2 separate regions of the Homo sapiens genome follow, and region 2 is linked to region 1. Evidence: chromatin loops called from intact Hi-C (ENCODE). Cell type or tissue: PC-3. All regions are shown on one strand. Each heading gives the region's core, and the rest is flanking DNA. Links, peaks and the distances in the headings are about the cores only.

The links. A loop is a pair of places that touch in the nucleus more often than their neighbours do. Peaks named below come from ENCODE experiments on the same cell type or tissue, not always from the same donor. Only the 100,000 strongest peaks of a DNase experiment are listed, where the experiment ranks them.
Region 2: a loop joins it to region 1, with 14 times the contacts of the local background. A loop is called at or near these places in 3 of 110 quality-filtered maps.

What each region holds. Positions count from the first base shown.
Region 1 is chr1:190,317,269-190,325,826 of GRCh38, forward strand. The region is part of intron 2 of BRINP3 (BMP/retinoic acid inducible neural specific 3); the gene reads right to left. Among named protein-coding and RNA genes, the nearest start is that of BRINP3, 160 kb to the right of the region's middle. In PC-3, for the core only: CTCF peaks have their summits at 3,881 (motif pointing left) and 4,082; a DNase peak (open chromatin) is centred at 3,883; H3K27me3 peaks cover 1,522 bases.
Region 2 is chr1:189,616,004-189,624,561 of GRCh38, forward strand. No RefSeq gene overlaps it. Among named protein-coding and RNA genes, the nearest start is that of LINC01701, 160 kb to the right of the region's middle. In PC-3, for the core only: no CTCF peak of the experiment used is centred there; a DNase peak (open chromatin) is centred at 3,888; H3K27ac peaks cover 681 bases.

The DNA of each region.
Region 1 (8,558 bases), core at 1,910-6,909:
AATGGGGCACGTAATTGCTGCTAACACCTACCCCAAACTCAGCCATTACCAAGGGCAGCTATTCAGTTTCTGTCACTCACATCAAACCTCCATGAATGGCCTTGTCTTCAATTTCATGGTATAAACTGAGGCCATTATGGAGAAAGTTCTTCAAATTTTTGATCTCCATCTCTCAAGTTGTCTGCAATACATCCCATATGTCCCTTCTTCCCTCTTGCCAAAGGGAAAGTGTTGATGTCATTTTATGTTGCACATTATGCTTGAGACCCAATTCCCTGTCTCATATTCATCATTCCCTTTCTCTTGGATTTTCAGTTATGCTTTTTCTAATTTATTATAATAGTTTCCCAGTTCTTAAGAAAGTCACATTGAAAAAAAAATCACAATGAACAATTATCATATTCCAAATAAGCATATATTTTTTCATACATCTATGCCTTTACCCGTATTGTTTCCCCTGCTAGAACTCCCTGTTAATTATTTTAGCCTGTTGAACTCACACTTATGCTGTAAGATTTTTACTTTATCTCCTTCTTGGTAAAATCTCTACTAGTTTGAATGAGTAGAATTGTTCATCCATGTTATGCACTCTAGCTGCAATTGATTGATCTCTAGGTTACTTGTGTAAAAAATAAATTTATCTGTTACATGTTGATTTTCCTCTTTGACTAAAGGCAAAATTCGTGTGTAAGCATAATCAGTTCCTGAGCACAAAAACTAGCATTTAAAAGTTCAATATATATTTGAATGAATAAATAAAAATACTATTCCAAGGAAAGAAGCAAATCAGATACACCTTTCCTCTTTCTTTATATTGGTAAATAATTGAACAAGGAAAGGTATGCTCAAATTCACTGTTTTAAGTTTAATCTTAATAGTAGCCCAAACTACCTTACATTTCAGGTTTATAATCAATGTAGAATTATAATACCTGTATTTGCATCTCTTCCTAAGAATAGTCTCATTTATTTATTTCCTCCTGAGATCCCATTTCCATTCTAGTTTTATTAAACTTTATCTAATATTTTCAGCATTGGGGGCATGTAATGATTCTTGATTTGATTCTTTTATTTCTATAAAGAACTTAGATGCAATAGTTTGATTTGTACCAATTTCCCTTTCACTTGATTACAGGAGTTAGACTATGGAAAGCAATATATCTCAAGTATTCTTTATCCCATCTAGTTCTTGAAAAATAGGTGCTTGCATGTTGGCAGCCCATATAACTCAATCTCCCAAACTGCTTCTCAGGGTAATGCACTTATAGGCTAAAGCTTCTTCTGAAGTCTGGTGATAAATGCAGGATTAGGGAAAGGTTTTGATTATTATAATGGGTCCCTATTTTTTTTCCTCTTGTTTAAAAAGTAAAGACAAATAGTAGCTCAGAATTAAATTTCACAGAGATTTTTTTTTTCCACTTGATCCCTGAATTATGAAGCTGGGACATACTCCTGACTGGTTCCTCATCCCTAAAATGATTATATCAGATGTAGATCTATATAATTCATTCTGTCTTTCACTTATTTTGTAAAATAAACAGCTTTAATTACTTTATCTTCTTAAATGAGTGAAAATTAATAATGCGAATAAGTGAAACACTTTTCTGCTTAGTATGTAATAACAAAGCGCAGATGTAGATCTATATATTTTGTTCGGATGTAGATCTATATATTTCATTCTATCTTTCACTTATTTTATGAATTGAACAGCTTTAATTACCTTATCTTCATGAATGAGTGAAAGCTAATAACAGGAACAAGTGAAACACTTTTCTGCTTAGTATGTAATAATAAAGCTCAGACCTGGTTGTGCTTATTCACCTTAATATTTCATGCTCCTACTCACTAGCAGAACTTTAGGATATTCCTTACATGTGCCTGACTCAAATATCGCACCTTCATCTAAATCCATCCTTTAGGATCTAAACCCAGGATATTTATCTTCACATTCTCTTCTGAAGCTTGGAATACCTTACGCTCCCTTATTCCCCTTTCTCCTCTTTACATGGTTATGTCCTTCTCCTCTGGCATATCTTCTTCCTTCACTGGCCTCATTTTGGGTTTTGGCACTTTTTCACACTGTGTATTCCTGTGTTATAGCTCTTATCCCAAAGTTGTTGTTGTGTTTTTGTTTTAAATTACTTCCCTGTTTCCATTATTAGAGAATAGGCTTCTGTATTAGTTCATTCTTGCACTGATATAAAGAAACATTTGAGGCTGGGTAATTTATATAAAAAATAGGTTTAATTGGCTCACTGTTCCACAGGCTGTACAGAAAGCATGATGGCTTCTGCTTCTTGGGAGGCATCAAAAAGCTTCAAATCATGGTGGAAGGCAAAGGGAGAGCCAGCATGTCTTACATGGCCCGAGCAAGAGCAAGAGATTGAGGGAAGAGGTGCCACAGCTTTTAAACAACCAGATCTAATTAGAACTCACTATCACAACAACAGCACCAAGGGGGATGATGTGTGTCAAACCATGAGAAACTACCCCCTTGATCCAATCACCTCCCAGCAGACCCCACCTCCAGCATTGGGGATTACATTTAACATGGGATTTGGATGGGGACAAAGATCCAAATCCTATCAGCTTCCTAGTAAGTGCTATATTGTATTTATCTTTGCACATTTGACGCCTAGCACTAAATCTATCACTTATAAAGATGTCATTTTTAAATTTTAAAAATAGAAAATGGAATAAAGAATATTCTATAAGTTTTTTGTTTAAATTTTGATCTTTGTGATATACGTGTGTGTGTGTGTGTAAATGTATGTGCTCACTTAACTTGGTGGATAGGTTCTTGGTAACTTTGACTTTAAGCAATACAATGTATAATAATGAAACAAATTTTAACACAGGGTGATTGATATACACAGGGTTAACTTCCTACAGTATATTTCTGGTCATAAAAACACCACCAAACTTCCAAATAAATACCCAAAACACTCCTAATATTAAACACTGAAATAAATATCATCTATGCATACAGGTAAGAAAGATTAATAATAAATAAGATAATTATTTACTCGATTTTTAGTGAACCAGTGAGTGATGGTAGTTGTAATTGTGGTGAGTTAAATCAAGTGAAGTTTACACAATGAACATTGTTAGGAGACCCTCCTACCACTACACAGTTCAAAAGCAAACAATTACTAATAGGAGATCCCACTGGGCACTTTTATACCACATTGCTTATTGTTGTGCATTTGTATAATTATCGTATACTTCATGAATATTTGTTTTATAACAATTTGTATTTATTCATTCATTCATTCATTTTCTAACTCACTTATTCCTATTTAGGGTGGTGGGTGGCCAGAGACCATCACAACAGCTCAGGGCACAAGATAAGAACCAGCCCTGGACAGGACACCATTCCATCACAGGTCATAGTCACTCCCACCCCCCAACACACACACACACACTCACTCACTCATACTGGGACCATTTAGGCAGGCCAGTGAACCTAATGTGCATATCTTTGGGGTGTGGGAGGAAACTGAATTACCTAGATAAAACCCATGCAGATATGAGCATGTACATACATGCTCATGATATGAGAACGTACAAACTCCACACAGACAGTGGCCCTGGCCAAAAATTGATTTTGTTAATCATCAACATTTTCATGAAACAATATTATCTGATGTCCTGCTGTGTGTGTGTTTGTATATATGTATATATGTTATATATATATACACACACACACACGTATGTATATGTCTGTATATACGCACATTTCCAGATTAAAATGGAGTTTTATAATAAATAATCCTTTAAAATAAGAGACAGATGTTAAGAAAAATAATGAATGATCTTACATTTTTTATGCTGTATAGGGGCAGGGCCAGACTAGTTAGTTAGGCAACACGACCCTACCATCTAGTGGTCAGAACACTGAAGAATAGAGTTGAGTCAGCAGACAGGGAAGAATTAATCAAAGCTAATCTCTACCATAAATCCAATACCCAATAGCATGCATCAGAAATGGAAAGAATTCATTACCACTCTATTTATTATCCTGAACTGAACACATAACTGTAATTTGAATTAAGTTAAAAATCATATACCTCCTAAAGTACCATTCATGTATGTTTCTAATTCTCTTCGATAACTATTTATAAACCATGCATAAAAGAGGAAGCAAAGGGAGAAATATTTTGAACATGAAGTGAAAATTATAAGATTCTGATTTATAGAAATAAAAATGAGACTTCTATATATTTCAAAAATTTTTTAAAGTTTGTAGAACCAAGTCAATGTAATAAATGTTTTATTAAGTAATAAAATTAGCCAAAAGGTCTCTTGATTAGGAAACAACAAAAGCTTTTCAGTTTCACTGGCTTTATATTTTGACTGATTAAACAAATTTGGGTATTATTTACTCATCATCATTATTCATTAATTGACGTTTTATTATCTTTGCTTTGGAAACATCATGATGGCAAAGAATCGCCTCAATGTATTTGTTTTTGAAAATTATTATACTGCATATTTTCATCTGAAGTTGATAGAACAGGTAATATTTAAATATAGTTGGTTTTTACCTTGTGGTATGCAAACCTCACACCATTTGGAAAAATGGTTGCTCAACATAACAAGAAGTAGTCTTTGTTTTAAAAATGATGTTGTTGTTCATGTTACATGCAAGAAAAAGTATAAGCCTACAATTATTAAGTGAGTTTTCTCTAAAATTAATGAAATGATTTTTAAAACTATTGAAATATATATAAGATTTTTTCATAAATCTATTTTTATATATGTGTGCATATATATGTGTGCATATATATATGATTATTTCTCATACATATATGGGAAATAATAGTATTTTAAATGAAAGGTAGTTCATATAATAAACCAAGAGATTACATATAATGGATCAAAAAGCTGAAGAATATGGTATTTCCAGTAAATACAGTAGTTGATCCTAAAAATTTGTTTTGCACCTTATCTCTAGAGACAAGTTCAGGAAGGGGCTGGGAAATGAGAAGAAGATAAAGTCCTGATAGGTTTGTGCATCTGAGAAGAAAACCAGTTCTTTGTCTTTAAATACAGTCCAAAAATATTACAAGGCCTGAGGATTGCTTTGCTCTCAGTTTTGCCTGAGAACAAAATAATAGTCTGCACCCTGTGTTAAGACCGGTAGGCCTAAATGTGCTCCACAGAGATGTAGAATATTTCTCACTTGTGACAGAACACCATGGATTGCGTATACACATGATTGAGTACACAGACAGACCTGAAGAAAAAGTGCGGCTGAGAAACGGGAATATCCTAGAATATTCATCACCTAAGACAGGGTAGTGATGAAGACATTGCAAAGGCCGTGAACTTGAATAAAAAATGAATCCGAGGACCAGAAATGGTTTGACAAACCCTTGCCAAAGCCAACATGTCAATCTTCCCAACATACTTCTCAGAAAGGATGGAGGAATCTTGAATTAGGGAATTTACATGTCTACCATCCAACCAAATAGATATGCATATAAATATTAAATTTTCTAATAAATATAAAGTTACATTCCTTTTAGTTCTACACTGTATGATTTTTAACCAAATCACCATCATCATCATTATCAATGTTCTGAGTACTCATTAAGTTTCAAGCAGTAATGATTTCCTTCACATTAATTATCTCGTTTAATTTGATCAGCTCTTTTAAAGAGCGGGTGATGCAACTCACATTTTTACACATTCAAAGCGCAGAAGGATTATGTAACTTGACCATATTGTACTTTGAGGATTCAAGGTCTTAACTGGGGTTGTATTAATTCAAAGTGTAGGCTACACCAAAAGCTTCTTATTTAAAATATAAATTAGTTATGGGTGTCTGGGTTCTCTACCAATTGAAGTATATGCATAAATAATAGGCTATCATATGATAGTGACATCTTTCACATACCTGGTCTAGGTAGTGCAAATTTAATAAGGAACAAATAAGGAGAAAAGTGATTTCCACCACAAATTTATATGTTAAGTTGTCAAATTTTTATTATTATAATTTTTCTTGTTAGCATAACTGGATAGACAATAGAGAGGTTACTGGGTCTGCTTTTTCTCAGTCTCAAAAAATGTTGCATACCAAAATGATGACTTGATTTTCAAATATAGTTGTCATATTTAGTGGTCAAATGAGAACAAAGGAGATGATCATTAAGAATCATAACATTTACAAAAGAAGATATGAAAACCCTTTAACGATTGTAATTCTTCTCTTGAGGAATGAAGTGCATTGTACCTGTTTAATTTTTTCATCTAATGAGAGTTATCCATCGGAACGAATAAAATAATAATTTAATGTCTACCTCAGAAACATGCTTAAGAAAATACAAAAAAAAAAAAATAAGAATTTTTTTCTTATTTTGCATTAAGGCTGCTTATTTCACAGTTCTCTGTGGTTGAATATGATAACTTATACTCTGAGATTACATGGGAAAGCAAGACAAACATGACAAGCATGACATGATCATGAGATAGGTGCACAATTACTGCAAATGAAAAGCTTTCAGTTACACCAAAGATATTGTAAGAGAAAAATCCCTTTTCAGCTTCATAGCTTGAAAGCATAGGAGTGATGAGTGATAAAGTCTTAGTCTTTTATTTTTTAAATCTACAGTTATAAAACCTGAATCTCTCTAAAACTAAATAAATTGTTGTTGAAAAGAAAACAAATAAAATATTGGAAAGGTATGCTTCTGGCATTACAGAGAGGAACACTAGATAAAAAATAGAAAAATATCAATGACTGCTTTTTGTCCATTTACAGGGTAAGAACAATTAAAACTGTTTTAAACCTGTTTCAGATTGCAAAAAGTAGGAAGAACACTAGACATTTTGAAGAAATTTCTAGATCCAGTCAAACCATGGTCTTAATTGTAATGCAAGCTTCTAACTTGTTTTGGTAAGTAGCAAAAAAGAAAGATCATTTTCTAAGACCTATAGCTATACAACGTGTGTGTTGTCTCGGAACACGAAAGCTCAATGAGAAAGAGGACTTAAAAATAAGTTGAAAATTAATATGGCAGTTTCCAAAATTATGTTCCATCATAATTTTGGAGATTGAGATCACACATGCCTGTCTCCAATACATAAAGCTGGGTTCAGAACCAGTGAATTCACCACAAGCCACTGAACACAGACATTTCCCCCTACAAAAATTCCCAAATTTTATCAATAATCAATAATAAGTTACCTTGGGAGAAAATGTAGCGTTAATAAATCACTGATAAATGAATATAAATAGGTAAACATACTGATATGGTCCTTCATTCTGTTTATACAATATGATGACCAATATTGCTCTGGAAATATTTGCTTAAGTTTGGTAAGTGTTCTTCCTGACTTATTTTGGGGAAAATTATTTAAATGGTTTTATTAATAATGATTACTGCTACTAAGAATCAAATTTGTCTAAAATATTATTTGTAATATTTTAAATAATAGATATCCATGTTTATATAATGAGATAAATAGAAATACTTTATAATCACAAAGCAATGATTGTCATGAGGATATTTTTGTCATAAGTTTAGTGAAATAAATTACCCGTAATTAATTGAGGGTAGATGTATGGAAGCAGAAAAGCAATATTGATTACCTTAAAATAAGTGTGATACCTTGTAATCATTATGATTCTCAGAGGGAGTAAGAGTCAAAAACTTGTGGAGCTCGATAAACAAAAATCTAATAAAAATGTTTTCATAGATGACTAAACCAAAAGATTATAACCTTAATAAATTTATATTTCTTCAAAGTGCTTGAATTTTCAAATAAATATTAAAAACTAAATAATCGGCAGCATAGTAGGACAAATACAAGACAGTTACAAACAGCCAGCATTGAAGGTTGAAAGACTGATACCCAGAAAAAAAGCTTGCTCATATAAAATGCTGAAGGGAATAAAATAAATTGTGTATTTTCTGTAATAAAAAATAGATTAATTGCTCCAGACAGTAAAATTTTTGATTTGATTATAATTACCTTAAAATGATATTTAAATAAATAATTTGTAGATTCAAGAGAGGATTAAGCTCAGAAAAGTAAGCAAGAACTTAGCTACTTTACATTTTAGATCTGGAATATCGCTGCCTATACTAGTGATAAATTGACTGACAGAAAGTTAAAACCATATTTAGCATACATTGAAAAATGATAAAAGTCAGCAAACTTACCAGAAAGGATTAAGAAGAAACTTAGCCTTATTTTAAATGTAGGAGAAGTCATCGGAAGTAGATATTGAAATTACATACTGAAGAGTTCATATCAATTTTTATGAAAATGTACTTGTAAGTGATAGCTGATGTGTGGAAAAGGAGCACTCATCAAGGGTTGACAGAAAGCCTGGACCACTCGATAAGGTTGTCTTGAGTTACTTGACAATATTAAAATATTTAGGTATGTAACTATTCAGAAGACAGTTGTATAATATGTCTGTATAACTGGCAGACCAACAATAACACTTCATATGCTGATCTGACACAATCTTTGTCATTTGCACTGCCCTTATCCAAAAATATTTTTATCATTTCTGCATGTACATAACAATTATAAAATGATTTG
Region 2 (8,558 bases), core at 1,307-6,306, 700 kb before region 1:
TTGAGTCCAACAATAAATTATACAACATGACCTAGTGGAACTTATTAAAGTATGTAGGGTTGGATCCAAATTCAAAAATCAGTCAATGTAATCTGCTACATCAACAGCAAAGTAGAAATAGAGAGAAGTTTTTGAACTTTACAAAGAGTACCTATAAAAATCCTATAGCAAAACTTGCAGCAAACATCAAACATAATGGTGAGAAACTAGATATTTTCTTCTTAAGATCATGAATAATGCAAAAGTCTCCTCTCTTCCCACCACCTGCAACATTGTACTGTAATTTCTAGCTAGTGCATTAAGGTGAGTAAAAGAAATTAATCTGTACAGTTTGGGAAAGAAGAAATAAACCTGTATTTGTTCATGTGACATGATTGCTTATGTAGAGAATCATTTTTGAATAAAAATCTTCTAGTGTTAATAAACAAGTATGGCAAGTTCTCAGCATACGAAAATAACATTCAGAAGTCAATTGCTTTCCTACATACCATCAATAAACAATTGGAATTGGAAATGAAAAATGATTTAAAATAATACACAAAAATGTAATACATAGTTATAAGTATAGCACAATATATACAAGATCTAAATGCAGGGAACTTTAAAACTGAAGAATAACATCAAAGAAGATCTAAGTAATTGGAGATATTTAGTGTTTATGGATTTAAAAATTCAATATTATTAAGATGCAAATTCTTCTTAACTTGTTTTATAAATTCCTCTCAATTCCAATCACAATCTCGCAAGTTATTTTGTAGATACTGATAAGCTGATTATAAAGTTCATATGGAAATGGAGAAGGTCTAGAACAGCCAACAGAATACTGTAGAAAGAGTGATCAAACTACATCATACATTGTTAAGGCATACATATCTGGATGGATAGATAATTATGATAGATAAATAGATCGATTGATCGATCGATAGATTGATAGAGACAGAGGGATAGAATGCTAGTTCAGGGTGCTATAACAAAGAACCATAGACTGGGTGGCTTTCAGATAACAGAAGTTTATTTCTCACAGTTCTGTAGGCATGACATCTGAGTCATGCCAGCCAGTATAGTTGTGCTTTGGTGATGCTCTTCTTCTGGATTGCAGCCAGCATAGTTGTGCTGCCAGCCAGCATAGTTGTGCTTTGGTGATGTTCTTCTTCTGGATTGCAGACTGCTGCCTTCTTGCTGTATCCTCACGTCGTAGAAAGAGAGCTAAAACTCTCTAGGGTGTCTCTTTATAAGGGCATTAATTTTATTCATGCAGGCTCCACCTTCATGACACAATCACCTCCCAAAGTTTCTACTTCCTAATACCATTACATGAGGTTAGGAATCCAAAATACCAATTCTGGGGGGACAAAAGCATTCAGTCCATAACATAGATAGACAGACAGATAGGAGATCTAGAGTCAGACAGTATGTTACTGAGGTTTTAATTTATTATCATTAAGAATTATAAAGTAATATGTTTATGCATATCCTTTTTAATGCATCAAATATGTTAAAATATTTTTAAAAATATACCATTACAACACACAAAAGTACTAGAAAAACATTATTAAATATTTATCTATGCAGCCATAAAAAAGAACAAAATCATATGTTTTTGACAACATGGATTCAGCTGGATGCCATTATCATAAGCAAATTAATACAGAAACAGAAAACCAAATACTGAATCTTCTTACCTATTAGTGGGAGCTAAACATTGAGTACACATGGAAATAAAGATGGGAACAACAGACACTGGGCACTGGGGACTGCTAGAGAGGGAGTGTGGTTGGGGGTAGGATTGAAAAACTACCTATTGGGTATTTTGCTCACTACCTGGGTGACGGGATCATTCTTACACTAAACCTCAGTGATAACGCAATTTACCCATGTAACAAATGCGCACTTATACCCCCGAACCTAAAATAAAAGTTGAAAAAAAGTTTAATTAATTAAACAAAATAAATTTTCTATTTAGAAAACATAATTATATCCAACTACAACTCCATTAAAGCCTATAAAGAAAAAGATATTTATCTAATATGGGTCAAACAAATGTAAAAATGAATACCGATTTCTCCACATCCTCACCAGCATCTATTGTTTCCTGACTTTTTCAATGATCGCCATTCTAACTGGCGTGAGATGGTATCTCATTGTGGTTTTGATTTGCATTTCACTAATGACCAGTGATGATGAGCTTTTTTTCATATGTTTGTTGGCCGCACAAATGTCTTCTTTTGAGAAGTGTCTTTTATATCCTTTGCCCACTTTTTGATGGAGTTGTTTTTTTCTTATAAATTTGCTTAAGTTCCTTGTAGATTCTGGATATTAGACCTCTTGAGATGGATAGACAGCAAAAATTGTCTCCCAACCTGTAGGTTGCCTGTTCACTGTGATGATAGTTTATTTTGCTGAGCAGAAGCTCTTTAGTTTAATTAGACTCATTTGCCAATTTTGGCTTTTGTTGCAATTGCTTTTGGTGTTTCAGTCATGAAGTCTTGAAAATGTGGCATATATACACCATGGAATACTATGCAGCCATAAAAAAGAATGAGATTGTGTCCTTTGCAGGGACATGGATGAAGCTGGAAATCATCACCCACAGCAAACTAACACAGGGACAGAAAACCAAACACAGCATGTTCTCACTCATAAGTGGGAGTTGAAAAATGAGAATACATGAACACAAGGAGAGGAATATCACACACTGGAGCCTGTTGGGGGGTGAGGGGAAAGGGGAGGAAGAGCATTAGGACAAATACCTAATGCATGCGGGGCTTAAAACCTAGATAATGGGTTGATAGGTGCAGCAAATCACAAGGGCACATGTATATCTGTGTAACAAACCTGGACGTTCAGCACATGAATCCCAAAACTTAAAGTAAAATAAAATAAAAAATAAATTTAAAATAGTAATATTGAAACCATAGTGGAAAATAAAATTTATATGTAGCAAAAAATGTTTTGCCTGAAAAATATAAACTGAAAAAATGTATGCACCATATAAAAATAGTTAATATTCTTAGATATAAATTATAGCACATAAATATGTTTGTGAAACAATATCAGATACAAACAAAACAATGTCAATAAAATATTTGAGAAACTATAATGAAACTCTTTATGAACTTAATTCACTATCACACCAAAAGACATAAACATTAGCTTTAGTTTGACATAGTAATGAATTATTATATTGCTATTTTTCTTATTAAATTGCAACTTACACATCTACTTATACCTACAATAGTATGGAGAGTAGAAAATTGTTATTAATATACACATCATTTAGATATATAAAAATATGCAGTATTTCTAGAAGCCATTTTAATTGCATTTTTAAAATGACTCAAAACTTCTTGATCCAGTTGTTTCCTTACTATAAAGTTTCCTAAATTTTTACACATTTTATCAGAAATGTATATGAATATATGTATGTATATATTTAAGTTTCTAGCTGGTTGCTCCACTTATTTCTAATATTATTTACAAATTGAAACACACTCAAATGCTTTAGTATGAATTACTTGAGTATGATAAAATCTATCATATATAATAAAATCCATCTAATAAATAATATTTTAAACAAAACACATATGATATGAGGCTTATGATGAAAACAGGTTGTAATACAGAGTGATTTGATTATATTGTGGATAAATAATCTAGAACAAAGACAGAACTGATACTCAGCTAGAGAGTAGTATGAAGAGATTTCAGAATATTTAAAAATATTCTAGTCTATAGCTTTCAGTTCCACACACCTTACAGGATTGATTTAAGACTGTTTTTGTATTTGTAAAATAATACCTTTTGTTTTGTTACCTTGAGCAAACCACAAGTTATCCTCCATGACTCATGTCGTCCATGCAGTCAAAGCAAATGATTCACTCACAATATGGCAGCCTTCCAGGATTCTGGGCATCCTAAATAATATGCATAACACAAAGAAGGAAATTGAAAACCCTAGAGAACTCGAAGTTTGGATGAAAGTATTGATCTTAAGAAAGGGACATAGTTTTCAAGTAGTCTGAGAAGAAGTCTGACTTTGGGAATATAAGACATATTGTGAATCTGATGACCAGAAGCAGCACTAAAGAACCCCCACCCCAGGACAACTGACATGAGGCAGCCCAGCTATTTAACAGCAGATGGCAGAAAGGGCAAAGGAAAGTTTAAAGGCCTCTTACATGTTGGGATGATACATAGAACCTGTGCGAAATTATCTATCACTCACAAATCAAAGGAGAAAGAGAAGAAAGGTGGGCCTCTTGTATAGATAATGATATAATATTGAATTGACCAATTAAAACAGCCAATGTGATTGGGCTACCTTCATTAGGCAACTTAAAATTTCAAAATAAAAAGATAATTATAATGTGCTAATGTCAGTTTAAATGATGCAAACACACACAAATATTTATCTGTATGAACATTTTATACAGAAAACACTTTATTTTGCTTATCAAATGCGTATCTGTTCCAGTCTGCTGTTTGCTTTCCATACACACACAGTGCTTTCTTTGAACTGGGATTTGCCCTATCTTATGTTAAGAACCATAATTCTCTTAGCAGAAATGTTGTTAGCATATACAGTTTTTAAAAATCCATCATAGACGCATCATTACTAACTCTGAAGGTAAAGAAGGGCTGTTTATTGCCAATAAAATTTGAAAAACTGTGTATTCCTGTTTTACTTGTTTTCCAACATTATCCCTGGCTTGCTCAGGATGTATGCTGACATTCTACCCTATGTGTTTTTGTATCTACGTAACAAAAATATATATTTTAAGTAAAAATTAAAGGGGGGCTATTTTAAAATAATTTTTGTAGAAAATTCTCTTTTGGACAGGCACAATACTGCAATGACACATCCATAAAAAAGGCACAACCACTTTTTAAGGATGTATAAAGTCATGTCCAATTGTAGATCATAAAATGTTTATTAAGTTATTTATTCTTTATTCACAATAGCTGACTCAGTGCTCTTTCTGTAATTATCAACTAACCGATGCATTATGTGGATTAAAGAATGACTTTATGTGCATTTAGAAAGTAATGTGCTACAGGTTATTGCACCTTGTAATTTTATTATTCAAACATATATTGGATTTTATTTATGCTAATGCAATCACAATATTTAATAATGCAATATAAATTATGAGGGCTTATTTTCTCCTAATGTAACAGGATTGTGTAATTGAGCCTAAACTGAAGTTAGATATATATTCTTGGTGACCATTCACTATATTACCAACACCTTTTTGTGTCTTCTTATTTGCATCTAGTCTGAGAAAACTGCTAGAGAAATAACATAAATGGTAGACCAAGAGGCAATTATTACAAGACAAATGGGACTCTAGTCTCACTTAAAAGGCAATTACCCTAACTGAAGAAGAATCTGGCATGATGAGCTGGTCTTAGCCACAGAATTTGGGACCAGCAGATTGTTGTACTTTAAGATGCAAAAAGGTGATTTTTACATAAATCCTTTCCAGACTAGTTATCTTCACGTGTTGATACTCAGTTTAAGTTAAGTATAAGAAGTATCTAGAACCAGAAATACCATTTGACCCAGCAATCCCATTTCTGGGTATATATCCAAACGATTATAAATCATTCTAGTATAAAGACACGTGCACACGTATATTCATTGCAGCACTATTTACAATAGCAAAGACTTGGAACCAACCCAAATGCCCATCAATGATAGACTGGATAAAGAAAAGGTGGCACATATACACATTGGAATACTATGTAGCCATAAAAAAAAAGAATGAATTCATGTCCTTGCAGGGACAATGGACGAAGCTGGGAACCATAATTCTCAGCAAGCTAACACAGGAATACAAAAACAACATGGCATGTTCTCACTCATAAGTGGGAATTGAACAATGAGAACACTTGGACACAGGGAGGGGAACAACACACACCGGGGCCTTTTGGGGGGCAGGGGGAAGGGAAAGGATAGCATTAGGACAAATACCTAATTCAGGCAGGGCTTAAAACCTACATGATGGTTTGATAGGTGCAGCACACCACCATGGCATATGTATACCTATGTAAAAAACCTGCACATTCTGCACATGTATCCCGGAACCTAAAGTTTAAAAAAAAAGTAGTATTGCCAGCAGTGAGTGAGAGAGTAATGTATATATAAACCTCAAATATCTATTACGGTTACTGGTCATTGTCAGTGCCCACTACAAGGAGAGAAGGAGGCATATTCCCTTTCTAATTGGTGGGTGGAGTGAAATGTGGAAGCACGTGGTGGACCAGTAATTATAGTAATATTAATAATGTGGGTAGAGACAAAAAGAGGCCCTACAATTACTAATCAGTGAGCTGTCAGGAAATGCAATGCTACAGATTATTGCAGTGGAAGAATATGGGTTTTCTTAGTAGATGGAGTAAAGTCTTATCAGAATACAAGAACCCCAGTCTAACTGAGAAACTAGATGCTGCAGCAGTAATGATCCACCCAGGAGAGAGGAGACAAAAAAGCGGGTTGGGAGGGTGGAGAGTCATTCTTAACTGTGTAGGAAGGAGAAAAGATTGTTGTGTTAGTGATATATTACATTCTGAAGCTATTTCACTTTGCAGAGAAATGATACATTTAAAAACTGTGTGGTTAAAGGAGCGCAATTCTGCATAGGGGGGTCCATAAGTGAAAAAATATCAGGCATGCATATTGATTTATTCTGTATGGTACATAGGGATTTGTGAAGTTCAAGGACAGTTGTTTAAACTGGAGAATTAAGTAGTGGGCAACGTAACATTTTTTATGGTGTGCTGAGTGGGATGGGAAGTCCCTATGAACCAAGAACAGAAACTCCTTGAAATAGGTAGCAATAACAGAAGATTACCAAAAATATAACATCGATGAAAATCAAAGAGACTTCAGAAGGATGCAACCTATATATGGATAGGATTAGAGATTAGGGATTACCTTTCTTGAGTGTTCTCCAGAAGTGACGATTAAAGCCAGCAGGGAGGCAGTGATTTAAAATCAATATTGACCTATGAAAACAGTTTGCTTAGTAGAATTCTTGATCTATTGAAGTTTACTAACATTTGTACAGATTGTAAATTGTATTAATAATGCCCTGCTAAAACTTACTGATGAGTTTTACCCTGGAACAATCATGTACTTAGAGTAGACATGCACTGCTTGGAAAATTTTAATCTGTTTTTAAAAAAATCAAAATTCTATTACCTAAGGTTGAATCAAATTATTTGTCTAATGTCTTCATTCTATTTAATTTAGTGAAAGTGAGAAAAAGTGATACTGTCTAGTAGTAAGTATTTATAAAATAAAGTACTTTGAAAGTGTAATTGTATACCAATTTGGATAAAAAATACAAGGAAAATTGTATGTCGCATGTGCCTTAAAAGTGCTTACATTTGAGAGGAAAATTTTTTGAATTATGTTGCAGTCCTTTAAAATAATAGCTGATCATTATTAATTTCCTCAGGTGTTTATTGTCACAATATTAATCATGGTGAACTCATTTGCTATTAATGTGCATGTCATAACTAGTTCTTTGGGATTACAACAGTGAGCTCGGCAGTGATTAATTGCACAATTATTTTAAAGAGTTACCAATTTTCTTAATGTCTCCTACCTGACAAAAGAGTTTGAGTTGCATTTTTGCAGATATAGAGTATAACAGGTACATTTGTCTTCTATCCATGGAGTCAAAATTAATCCTTGTGCTTAAATCTCATGGGGCTACTTGAGCTCATTTGTTGCTATTTTCACTCATAATATCAATATCCCAACCTGATTAAAATACCATCTTTTAAAGATTAATCATCTAATACAGGTGACTGTGGTTTAAATATGGATGGGAGTTGGGACATAAGGAAATACATCATTAAATAAATCCAACCTAAAATTTAGTTCTTAAAAAGTGGGTGCAAGCTGAGAAGCAATGAGGATGGTGACTGAACTGAAACAGAAAAGAAAAAGTTACCCGCCTGAAATAGATTCTCTCTCAGTATTCACAAAATCTTTATAATGTTTGACTCTCAGAGGGCATGAAGTGGATAATTTGATACAATCTTCTCTAAATTACAAGAACATAAGAGAATGTACATAACAGGTTTGCTTATGAAACTTCAGTGCCACAAGCAACTTAAAATATTTAACTTATATGAGACATAAATATATTCAAAATTGTTATTTTAAAGTAACATAAACTTATTTTCTCAGTGATCATGTTATGTTTTTTCTGGTTATTTTCTGTTCTACTAGTATATTTTTTCTAAACATTGTAAAATTATTTCAGCAATTTTTAATTCCAAAAAAGAATAAGTAAAATATAGTGTGTATGTAAATGTACTTTATATCTCTTCCTTAGGCTTTTATCTTTCCTCTCCCACTAACCCTAACCCAAGCAATTACACACATGAAGAAACAACCTATTACACACAGGAGGACGCTGTTTCTCCATACTTAAGTAGTATTCCTCAATTCCTGGTTATCTAATATCCAAACTAAACTTTACAATATATTCCGATTCTTCAAGGATGACAGCCCCTGAATTAAAAATTTGATTTTGTGTTGC